Regions from separate parts of the Homo sapiens genome. Here region 1 is linked to region 2. Evidence: read pairs that join two places in POLR2A ChIA-PET (ENCODE). Cell type or tissue: MCF 10A. All regions are shown on one strand. Links, peaks and the distances in the headings refer to the core of each region. The heading gives the core; the rest is flanking DNA.

Region 1 (5,393 bases), core at 87-5,086, 190 kb after region 2:
GCAGAGAATTAACATTGTTAATGCAGTTCAGTTTCAGTTTTCTTTTTGTCATACAGCAGAGCTAACTATTTCCTGGTTGGTTAATGGAAAGATGTTATGCTGTATCAGCTGGAATCTAGCTTTGCTTATGAAGGTGTAATCACATAGGTGAAAGATGTTGATTACTGAGTTTTCTCACACCATATATTAATCAAATACTCTTATTTGGGTTGGGTTTCTAGAGGGAAATTTCAGTTTGACTTTTCATTTATAATTTTTCCGTTTGGTTCTAAACCTATAGGGGACATTACATTCAGTACACTTCATTTTTAAAGAATATGTTGCTTAACAATAATTCTAGATCCTGGGATTGGATATCTATCAGATCCCACTCATATCTCCACAGTGTGAAATTAACAAAAAGATATAGTTAAATACTCAGTCTCTATTTAGACCGAATAATTGTTTTTCTCAGCTGGACACATTTTCCAGCCATTCGGTTTTTGCCTGCCTTATGTATTTAGGTGATTATTCTTCTAGGTTTATCAAGAAACTGAGGAGTACCTTTTTAGGATTGTTGCTGGAGGCTGTTGAAACATAGACTAGCTTCAAATTTGAGAGTCAGATTGATTGATAAAATATATCTCATGCTGTTACCGCTGAATAAATGACTTTTGCTGGTAAAGTAGTATGCTTTTAAAATAATATGAAAAAATTCTGAATTAAGGTTAGTAATTTACACTGTAATTGATTTTAGGTGTTATTATATTACTTGCTAATAAGATTTTTTTTTCTGGGAATAGAAGCTTATAAAAATTTAAAATATGTTTAATTTTCTATATAGCTCCATCAAGTATGATGGTGAAGGATGAATATGTGCATGACTTTGAGGGACAGCCATCGTTGTCCACTGAAGGACATTCAATTCAAACCATCCAGCATCCACCAAGTAATCGTGCATCGACAGAGACATACAGCACCCCAGCTCTGTTAGCCCCATCTGAGTCTAATGCTACCAGCACTGCCAACTTTCCCAACATTCCTGTGGCTTCCACAAGTGAGTTCTAGAATCAGATGTAGTCAGCAAGTTGAGTTTTCCTAATCATTGCTTATTTATGTGTAGTCACTTGGGGGGAAACTCCAAGTAAGTAAACATTAAAAGTAACTGTAGTATCTTTCATAGGTAAACAGGTATTAAACAGGTATGCACAATCACTTGGAATTTAAGTAATGGCTTTGATTATAATATTGATTTAAATTAATGATCTGATTTATACTTTACTATTACATGTAGCAGTAAGTAGCCTCTTAAGCTCCCAGATATATTTTGGAGAAATATTTAAATAATTAACAAGTAGTTTTGATCCAAGATGTTTATGAAGGTCTGTGTTAATGGAATTGCAACCTTTCTTTTAATGCGGTGTTCTTATTTTGGTTTTTCTGGGACAATATTACCTTATAGTAGTTGTCTGATTTTCTCACTGTGCAAAGGGATCTTGACAAATTTGTTATATATTGCTCAAGATAGACATTAATTAAGTCAATTTTGATATAAGCTAACTTCTATATCTCTTTTTAAAATATATGTGTAATTAAAAAAAAAAAGTGTTTCAGAAAGATCCTTCTTTTCTGCCATGTCATAGGAGGGAGAGGGGCTGCTAGGTTCAGGTTTTTGGGGGCATGATCATATGACCTGGTTCTGTTACTTATTTTCACAGTAACCAAAGGTTTGATAGTTTGCTGCTTGGCAAATGAAGTAGCTTTTTTTTCATTTTTTTTTTTTCAATTAATCATAGAGCATTGTCTTGGCATGTGTATGGTGTTAGTTGCATGCAGTTGCTAAAGGAATTTATGTAAACCCACATCAGAATAGATTTTTGACAGCTCTGGGCTAATACTGTGTTAGTTGCTACCGAAAGTACCATTATTGTATTTGCTTTACTATCAGATTAGATTCAACATAGAAATTTTGATCTTTGGAATAAATGGGGGACTGATTTCTGTAATTGTGAGTTTTCAAGTGAAGTATACCAGAATTTCCCCTTTAATTCATTACACCACTTCAAAGCAACATGTTTTTGGTTTGCTATCTAAGAGATGACAGTCTCACTATAGGCAGCATATTCTAAATGGGTCATATAGGTTAAGCACTTGAGAACCCAGTTCCTTAATCACTTGGTGCTTCTATTATCTGTCTACTTTTTATTTACCAAATTAGGAATATGGTTGACAAACAGTGGGTAGTGATAGAAAATAAAAGAAGGTACATTATAGCCACTTGAACGTAGATTAGTGCTAGAGCACAGCTACCTACTTCTGTTTATATTATCTGGAGATTGAATTTCTGTGCCTTTGTCAATGCTTACTAAAGTGACTTCATTTTGACTGTGTTGTTTCCTGAGGTTGAATCCTATTCAAAGATTAGAAAAAGTGATAGAAATGAAATGCAGCTAATTTTATCCTGGTATTTATTGGGTAGATTTTAATAATCGAATACCGTAAATACTGTAAGTTTTAGAACTTGTGTCAAAATGTTCCCTTATGTGGTGGCATGCGCCTGTAGTCCCAGCTGCTCCGGGGGCTGAGGCAGGAGAAATGGCGTGAACCCGGGAGGCGGAGCTTGCAGTGAGCAGAGAGCGAGTCACTGCACTCCAGCCTGGGCGACACAGCGAGACTCCATCTCCAAAAAAAAAAAAAAAAAAAAAAAAGAGGGTTCCCTTAGGTCTCAAAAAGTATATTGATGAAAAGAAGTTGAACTAAAATAGAAGATTTGAAAGGCTATTTTACGTGAGCTGATTTAGTCGTATTGTTTAACTTTATTTTACATACTTAGAATTGTATAAGGGAAGTATTCAGTATGGATAACTACAGTGAGTCACTTTACAATTTATGTTCTTTTGACACCTGAATATTTTAAGAATTTCCTTTTAAATACCTGTAAATTAAAATAATTTATCCTGTGTAGTTAATGACAATTTTTGTAAGTTAGCTAAGAGTATTGCCTGTAGAATTGTTAAAAATATGAACAAAACCATAATTAACCTTTAAAGATAACTTGCAGAATCTGGGGGATGAGTAGGAAGGGAGGTTGCTAAAATGTCATTTTTACAGATAAATAATTTGGGGAGTATTGAAATATTCTCTTTAGCTTTTGGTTTTGTAATTCTTAGCTTTAAGGAAATGTGATATGTAAAGAAAAGAAAAATATTCCTTTTCTTTGATACTTTGAGCAATGGTGACATGTTACTCTCTTCCATCTGATTATACTCCCATTTAGAAAAGAATGAGGTGATGCCAGTTATAAATAATTATAACTTTAGTGCTTTCCAAATAGGATTAACAGTCGAGTTAATTAATGCTCTTTAAGAAACCAAATTTCCACTTTAAAAAAAAAGCCTTAAAAATGTAGGACAGTAAGCAATATCATAGGATGGTTTTTGAATAGAATACAAGCCAAGAGAAGCTTGATTCTCTTGGTATATTACATACAGAGAGGGCAATTAATTTCTTGTACATCTGGGAATATGATGGTGTTCTTGAAAAGAAATGATTCTTGGTTTATAAAAGCTCTTGAAAAAATTTGAAAGTAGACTGATAGTTTTTTTGTTTGTTTTTAACCAGTAAATGGTATATTGATTGGACAGCAGAGCTAGATCTTTTTAACTTCCTCATCTTCACTATCACATCCTATTTAAAATAATTTTCTGCTCTGCTTTTCTCTGTCAAACCCTAGCATTCTGCCATTACTAGTATCAGTGCTGATAGTGATTAATTTTTCAGTTTTCAACATTTTCTTGAGCCTGGATTTTTGGGGTCCTAATCAGAAAGGTCCAGAGAGAGAGGTGGATGGAGTGGCCAGGATGAACTGACATACCTCTGAAGAAGTTAATATGATAGGCCAGACGTACAGTGGTGTTTTGCTGGCATTTGAAATATGTTTGTGAAGAAATAAGCCACTACAATTAGTTAGACATTACCTAAAATGGAATAATTTTGAGCTTCCTCAAGTTAAAGTTTGCCTTTATAGATGACTGTAGGTTTTTTACCTGATAGGCCATGGGTGAGTTACACTTTTTGCCCATCTTTATAGTTGTGCATTATCAGATAAAATTGGTCCTTCATTTAGTATATGAAATCATAAGATGACATCTATGAATGTACCATGTTAATGTCTTCTTGTTCCTCTAGGTCAGCCTGCCAGTATACTGGGGGGCAGCCATAGTGAAGGACTGTTGCAGATAGCATCAGGGCCTCAGCCAGGACAGCAGCAGAATGGATTTACTGGTCAGCCAGCTACTTACCATCATAGTATGTACATACTTTAAAAAATCTTTTAAATAGTTGAGAAAAAAGTAGGCAGCCTTTATAAAAGCAAATTAACCCATGTGGGCCTTAATTTTTAGACAGCACTACCACCTGGACTGGAAGTAGGACTGCACCATACACACCTAATTTGCCTCACCACCAAAACGGCCATCTTCAGCACCACCCGCCTATGCCGCCCCATCCCGGACATTACTGTAAGCTCTTGTTTTTGTTGTAAGGGCTATTTTTTTTTTTTTTTTGGTAGGGCTTTGTTTTCTGTTTTTTAAAAATGTTTTTACATCTTTTATTCATCCTGTGATTTTGTTTCATTAAATAGTGCTTTTCAGTATTTTTTGTAAACAGTATTATTTTTCATAGTTATCCTACCTTTTTATTTTAGAGGAGTGATGTTTGCTAAATACATTTATTTCTCTGTTGCTAATGTTTCATTAACATCACATTGATTTCCATTCATTTGTTTGTTTGCTTTGTATATGTTCTTAGATCTCATCTGTGTCTTGTATATCCACGCATAATGGATTGAAACCCTTTGAGTGCTAAGTTCTCAAGGTTTCCCTCAGCGTAGTATTCAGTGTACTTTGGATAATGTTGAATCTATAGATAACTCTGTGCTGGCATGATTGGGAGGAATACCCTACAGATAACATGTAGTTTCAGGTAGAATAGGAGCATTGTTCATATGGCTTAGTAAAATCGAGAGTATAACTCTTATATACATTAAATCCCTTTCTTCTCATTATAATATTAATAGTACCAAAGAAAACTTAGAAAATATAGAAAAGTATAAATAAGAAAAGCAAAATTACCCTGAATCCTGCTACTCAAAAACAGCCACTTCTAATATTTTGTTATTTTCCTTCCAGTCATATAAACAGGTATATGTAAATTGACAGGGGCTCCTACTCTATGTGTATTGTATATATCTTGCTTCTTTTCAGTTATGTTACTATTTTTTCCATTTCTTAAGAGAATGTAATTTTTAATGGCTGCCTAGGCCGTCATAGTGTTGAAGGGTGCTGGGTTTGGACCTTTAACAGGCTGTGTGACCATTGACAAGTTATTTCACCTCATTAAGCCTCAAGAGTAAT
Region 2 (5,393 bases), core at 206-5,205:
TTTTTTGAGACGGAGTCTGGCTCTGCCGCCCAGGCTGGAGTGCAGTGGCGCAATCTCGGCTCACCGCAACTTCCGCCTCCCGAATTCAAGCGATTCTCCTGCCTCAGCCTCCCGAGTAGCTGGGACTGCAGGCCTCCGCCGCCATGCCCAGAAATGTTTTTATTTTTTATTTTTTATTTTTTTTTAGTAGAGACAGGGTTTCACCGTGTTAGCCAGGATGGTCTCGATCTCCTGACCTCGTGATCCGCCCGTCTCGGCCTTCCAAAGTACTGGAATTACAGGCGTGAGCCACCGCGCCCAGCCCTGGAGTGGCTTTTTCTGACAAGCTGCCTAGTGATGCCAGAATTGCTGTTTCTGGAGTCCTCAGATAAGGACTTCTAGGTAGTGATGGAGCCAGGACTACTCCTGGATTTAGAAGGATTTAGAATAGGTAATAATAAGCAGCCTACAACTCAGGAAGATTTTAGGGGTGGGGCTTCAGCAAGACTGAATTACTTTTCATAAAAGAAGAGGGTATTTCCACCATGCCATGATGCTAGTCAATTTTTGCTTTACTCCCTCCAGGTTACCTAAAGCCCGAAGAGAAAATCAAATGTAGTGCAATATTATCCATAAATATTAACATGCTATTATTCCTTAAGGAATAAAGGTTCTTCTATTGTTAATAAGCCTGTCATTTTAACTTCTTTACTCTTCACAAAACTTTCTAGAACTTATCTTAAAATATTTTGATAATGAAGACACTGCTTATTATGGCACTAGTTTACTCTTTAGACAACTCGAAAGTTGTATTTATTTTAATTATATAAAGAATTGTTAGTACTTTTCTGGAGGTAATTACCACCGTTAGCACTTCACTGTATTTGGGGAAAACATGATTTTTTCTTAATGATCATACTTACCTACACCAAATGCTTTTATGCCTCACTTTCAGACCAGGCTGACAAGAGGTTTGTTTTTGCAGTATGTCTAGCAAAAAAAAAAAAAAAAATGCCTTTACTGTTTATTTACTCTTGTATTTTTAGAGTTTGCATTTTTAATGATCCTAATTTATTAGAGAATAATTCTCAGTGCTGCCGTCAGTATTCATTATTAATATCTTCTAAAGCAGATGGAGTTATACAAATCTAAAGATATGAGTAGCACAATCTATCTGCTTTTGCAGTAGGTAGTGTGTCAACATAAAACCGACAATCTTACTCATATACTACTCTCATTACAAAGATAATAACCTTCTGTAAGTCTCTGAAATCTCAATAATATGGATTTTGGCCAGGGAGGGTGACTCATGCCTGTAATCCCAGCACTTTGGGAGGCCGAGGAGGGCAGATTCCTTGAGCTCAGGAGTAAGAGACCAGCCTGGGCAACATGGCAAAACCCCATCTCTACAAAAAAAAAAAAAAAAAAATTAGCCAGGCATGGTGGTGTGCACCTGAGTCCTGGCTACTCAGGAGGCTGAGATGGGAGGATCGCTTCAGCCCAGGGGTTCGAGGCTCCAGTGAGCCATGATTGGGACACTGCACTCCATCCTGGGTAACAGAACAAGACCCCCCTGCAATAATAATAATAATAATAATAATAAATTTATAAAAATGAATCATGGTGCTGGGATGAGATAAGGCTGCTCCATTCTCATGGCAACTGATACCTGATACAAAAGTTTTTCCAGGCATCTTCCTTTAATTTTAAGAAAAGCTGATGAATATATGCCCATCTTGAGATAACTGGCACATATACAGCTTTACACTTAGCCAATGGAAGGGTTTTACAGGGAAGTCACATGGCCAGGTGTGTGCCCGCAGACTGCCACTTTAAGGCTCCTCCCCATTCACAGGTGAATAGGCTGAACTGAAAACAAAGCCCAAAATAGCAGCCTCAATTTCCACCAGTAGAGAATTCACACAACTAATCCACATCTCTGCCTTCCTCTGTTTGTTCCGTAATCAAACCGAACACCTATTTCCTCCTCTGGTTTCATGTTCATTTGGGCCTTGACACGTTGTTTTACCTGATCCTCTGTGTCATAATCCATCTTTCTTCCAAGAAGAGCTTGTGTCTTCTTTCTGGGCCCAGCATTGTTTGTATTGTCTGCAAGGCCATTTGACCACACTGACAAGGCCTGGTGAGCTTTATTCTGGGCAATCAAGAATGTGCCAAGGATGGCTCTTGCCTTTTTCTCAGAGAGTTTAATATCAGACACCAAGGAGGAAGCCCATTAGGAAGATATTGAATTCACAACAGAGTTGCAGTGAATCTTTACTCCCAAAGAAACAGCAATGCACAATGCAAATGGCTTATTTTATATATTTATTGAGGTGGATATAAAATTTATGCAGTGAGGTATATAAAGTACATAAATTTCAAACATGATGAATTTTTATATATGTACACATCTATGTAGCCATTGCCCAGACTGAAAGATAAAATGTTTTCAGCCTCCAGAAATTTCCTTTATGTCTCTTTCCAGCCAACCTATCTTAACGGTAACCACTTTAGTGACTTCTGTCATCACAAATATTTCCTTAAAGACTAAGTTCTTTTTTTTTTTTAAGTCAGGGTCTCGCTCTATGGCCCAGGCTGGAATGCAGTGGCATGCTGTGATCTCAGCTCACTGCAACCTCTGCATCCCAGGCTCCAACGATCCTCCCACCTTAGCCTCCCGAGTAGTTGGGACTACAGGCGCGTGCCACTCCGCCTGGCTAATTTTTCTATTTTTAGTAGAGACAGGGTTTTGCCATGTTGCCCAGGCTTGTCTTGAATTCCTGAGCTTAAGTAGTCTGCCCGCCTCGTCCTCCAAAGTGCTGGGATTACAGGTGTGAGTCACTGTGCCCAGCCAAGTTTAAGTTCTTAAAACTCAAATGAGTCATTTCTGTGTGCACAACAGCAAATAAAATGTCATAATTGTTTCTCATTCACAATAAGCTTAGGTTTCAGGCATTATAATAAGCAGTATTTAATTAAGAAATTGGAAAATTGAAATTGAGAACTACACAAAGCCTTTCCCTAATTTCTTTTACCACAAGAAGAGCTTCACTTTTTGATCACACAAATGAATGATGCCCTTTGAGCCAGCTGGGCTTCAGAATTTAGACACTTTTGGAGCATACACTGTATGTTACATAATACCCACTGTGGGATCCAGAGCAGTGCCTATTAACACATTCACATTTTTGAAGATAAATAAATAAATAAATATTTACACTATGTTGGGGAAATACAGACTATAGACAGTCTTGTGACAAATTCTTATTTGTCACCAAATAAATTCTGGAACTACCAAAATGACAAAATTTAAAAAAAAACTTTTTGGATTTTGGAATTATAGATAATAGTTTGTGGATCTGTAGTAGATAATATTTGTATTTATGTATTTATTTATTTACTTTGAAATGGTGTTTTGCTCTGTCACCCAGGCTGAAGTACAGTGGCATGATCTTGGCTCATTGCAACCTCCGCTTCCCGGGTTCAAGAGATTCTCCTGCCTCAGCCACCTGAGTAGCTGGGATTATAGGCATGCACCACCATGCCCAGCTAATTTTTGTATTTTTAGTAGAGAAGGGGTGTCACCATATTGGCCAGGCTGGTCTCGAACTCCTGACCTCAAGTGATCCACCCCGCTGGGCCTGCCAAAGTCCTGGGATTACAGGTGTGAGCCACCGCACCAAGCTGATAATATATTATTTAAGGGACTTTTCTGCTTGAGGCAAGGCTCATTCTGATGTCCATGGTCTTCACAAAGCTTTCTGAGGTAATCCAAATTTAAGAAGTGACTACTTCTTTTGAACTACTATAGCACTTTGAGCTTATTCTTCACATGGTGATTAAAAAAAAAAAAAAAACTTTTATAATGAAATGCTTGGTTAAACCCAAAAGTAGAAAATGTAGTATAATGAACCCCATAAAGACCTCATCTGGAGCCAGGTGCCGTGGCTCACGCCTGTAATCCCAACACTTGGGAGGCCAACGTGGGCGGATCACCTGAGATCAGGAGTTCAAGACCAGCCTGGGCAACATGGTGAAACCCCGTCTCTACTAAAAATACAAAAATTAGCTGGTGTGGTGGTGCCCACCTGTAATCCCAGCTACTCGGGAGGCTGAGGCAGGAGAATTGCTTGAACCTGGGAGGCAGTGGTTACAGTGAACCAAGATTGCGCCGCTGCACTCCAGCCTCAGTGACAAGAGTGAAACTCCGTCTCAAAAAAACCAAAAAACAAAAGCAAACAACAACAACAACAAAACCTCATCCAACCTCAACAATCTCATTAGAAATATAATGATTGTATCACTTCACCTGTAAATATTTAATAACTTACTGCCTGTTTAAATACTTACATGAGTAAATACTTTGTTTCCATATTGTAATATAGACTCCCTGATGATGAAGTAAATGTTGGGTCTTTTTCATTTCTATTTCCCAATTACCTTTTCTCAGCAGGAAATTTAATACAGGAAAATGAATTATGCCCTGAGGAATGCTTGATGAATGTACAACATCAAACAGTGGTTCTTAAGCTTGAGTGTGTGTCCAGATCACTTGGAGAGCTTGTTATAACGAAGACACTTGGGCCCCAACTCTGGAGTTTCTGATTCAGTGGCTGTGGGGTGGGGCCTGAGAATTTGCATTTCTAACAAGTTCAATGATGATGATGATGATGGCCTGGGACCACACTGTGAGAACTCCCGCGTTAGATGTCAACACTGAGTGATTTGCACAATAAAACAGTTTTATCCTTTAATCAAGTATCAATCATATGTGAGGACTTAGGAATACAGGAAGAAATACTTTTTATAAATCTCTACTCTCATGGAGTTTCTAATATGTTGTATAAAAGTATACAAAACAGAAATACATGAGAACTATTAAGAAACATGGGTGTTGGAGACCCATATCGGAACATTCTTGTTTTATTGGTATAAGGTAGGCATCAATTTGTTTAAAGCTCCCTGGTGATTCCAGTGTGCGTTTACATACTATTACACCAGTGTTCACTGAAGAGCTGAGATTAGAATTTGTCCTTGAATTACGAAGCAGTTTTTAATTGACAGCTTACAGCGGGGAAGTCTTTCCCAGGTTGGGGAGTGGGGTGACATAATGCTCCAAGCTTACTTTCAAATCTTTCCAAGACACTGAACTGTACATAAACATATTTTAAAATATTCAGTCTGTACAGTGTAGTTTGTATCCTCTTTCCACTTATTAGTGGTACCCTTGGATGAATCAACCTCTAAGTCCTCAGTTTTCCCATATGTAAAATGGGGATAATAATTATACCTACCAGCTGGGCACAGTGGCTCATGCCTGTAATCTCAGCACTCTGGGAGGTCAAGGTGGGAGAATAGCTTGAGATCAAGAGTTCAGGAGCAGCCTGAACAACATAGCAAGACCTTGTCTC

The links. ChIA-PET counts read pairs that join two places held together with the same protein. Peaks named below come from ENCODE experiments on the same cell type or tissue, not always from the same donor. Only the 100,000 strongest peaks of a DNase experiment are listed, where the experiment ranks them.
Region 1: POLR2A ChIA-PET joins it to region 2 with 6 read pairs; 6 of 35 experiments call an interaction of 5 or more read pairs at or near these places.

Annotation. Positions count from the first base shown.
Region 1 is chr18:51,053,958-51,059,350 of GRCh38, forward strand. It overlaps SMAD4 (SMAD family member 4), which reads left to right. Exons shown (of 12, transcript NM_005359.6): 5 at 824-1,036; 6 at 4,168-4,287; 7 at 4,383-4,499. Among named protein-coding and RNA genes, the nearest start is that of SMAD4, 26 kb to the left of the region's middle. In MCF 10A, for the core only: no CTCF peak of the experiment used is centred there; no DNase peak of the experiment used is centred there.
Region 2 is chr18:50,867,535-50,872,927 of GRCh38, forward strand. No RefSeq gene overlaps it. Among named protein-coding and RNA genes, the nearest start is that of ME2, 8.9 kb to the right of the region's middle. In MCF 10A, for the core only: no CTCF peak of the experiment used is centred there; DNase peaks (open chromatin) are centred at 1,277 and 2,787.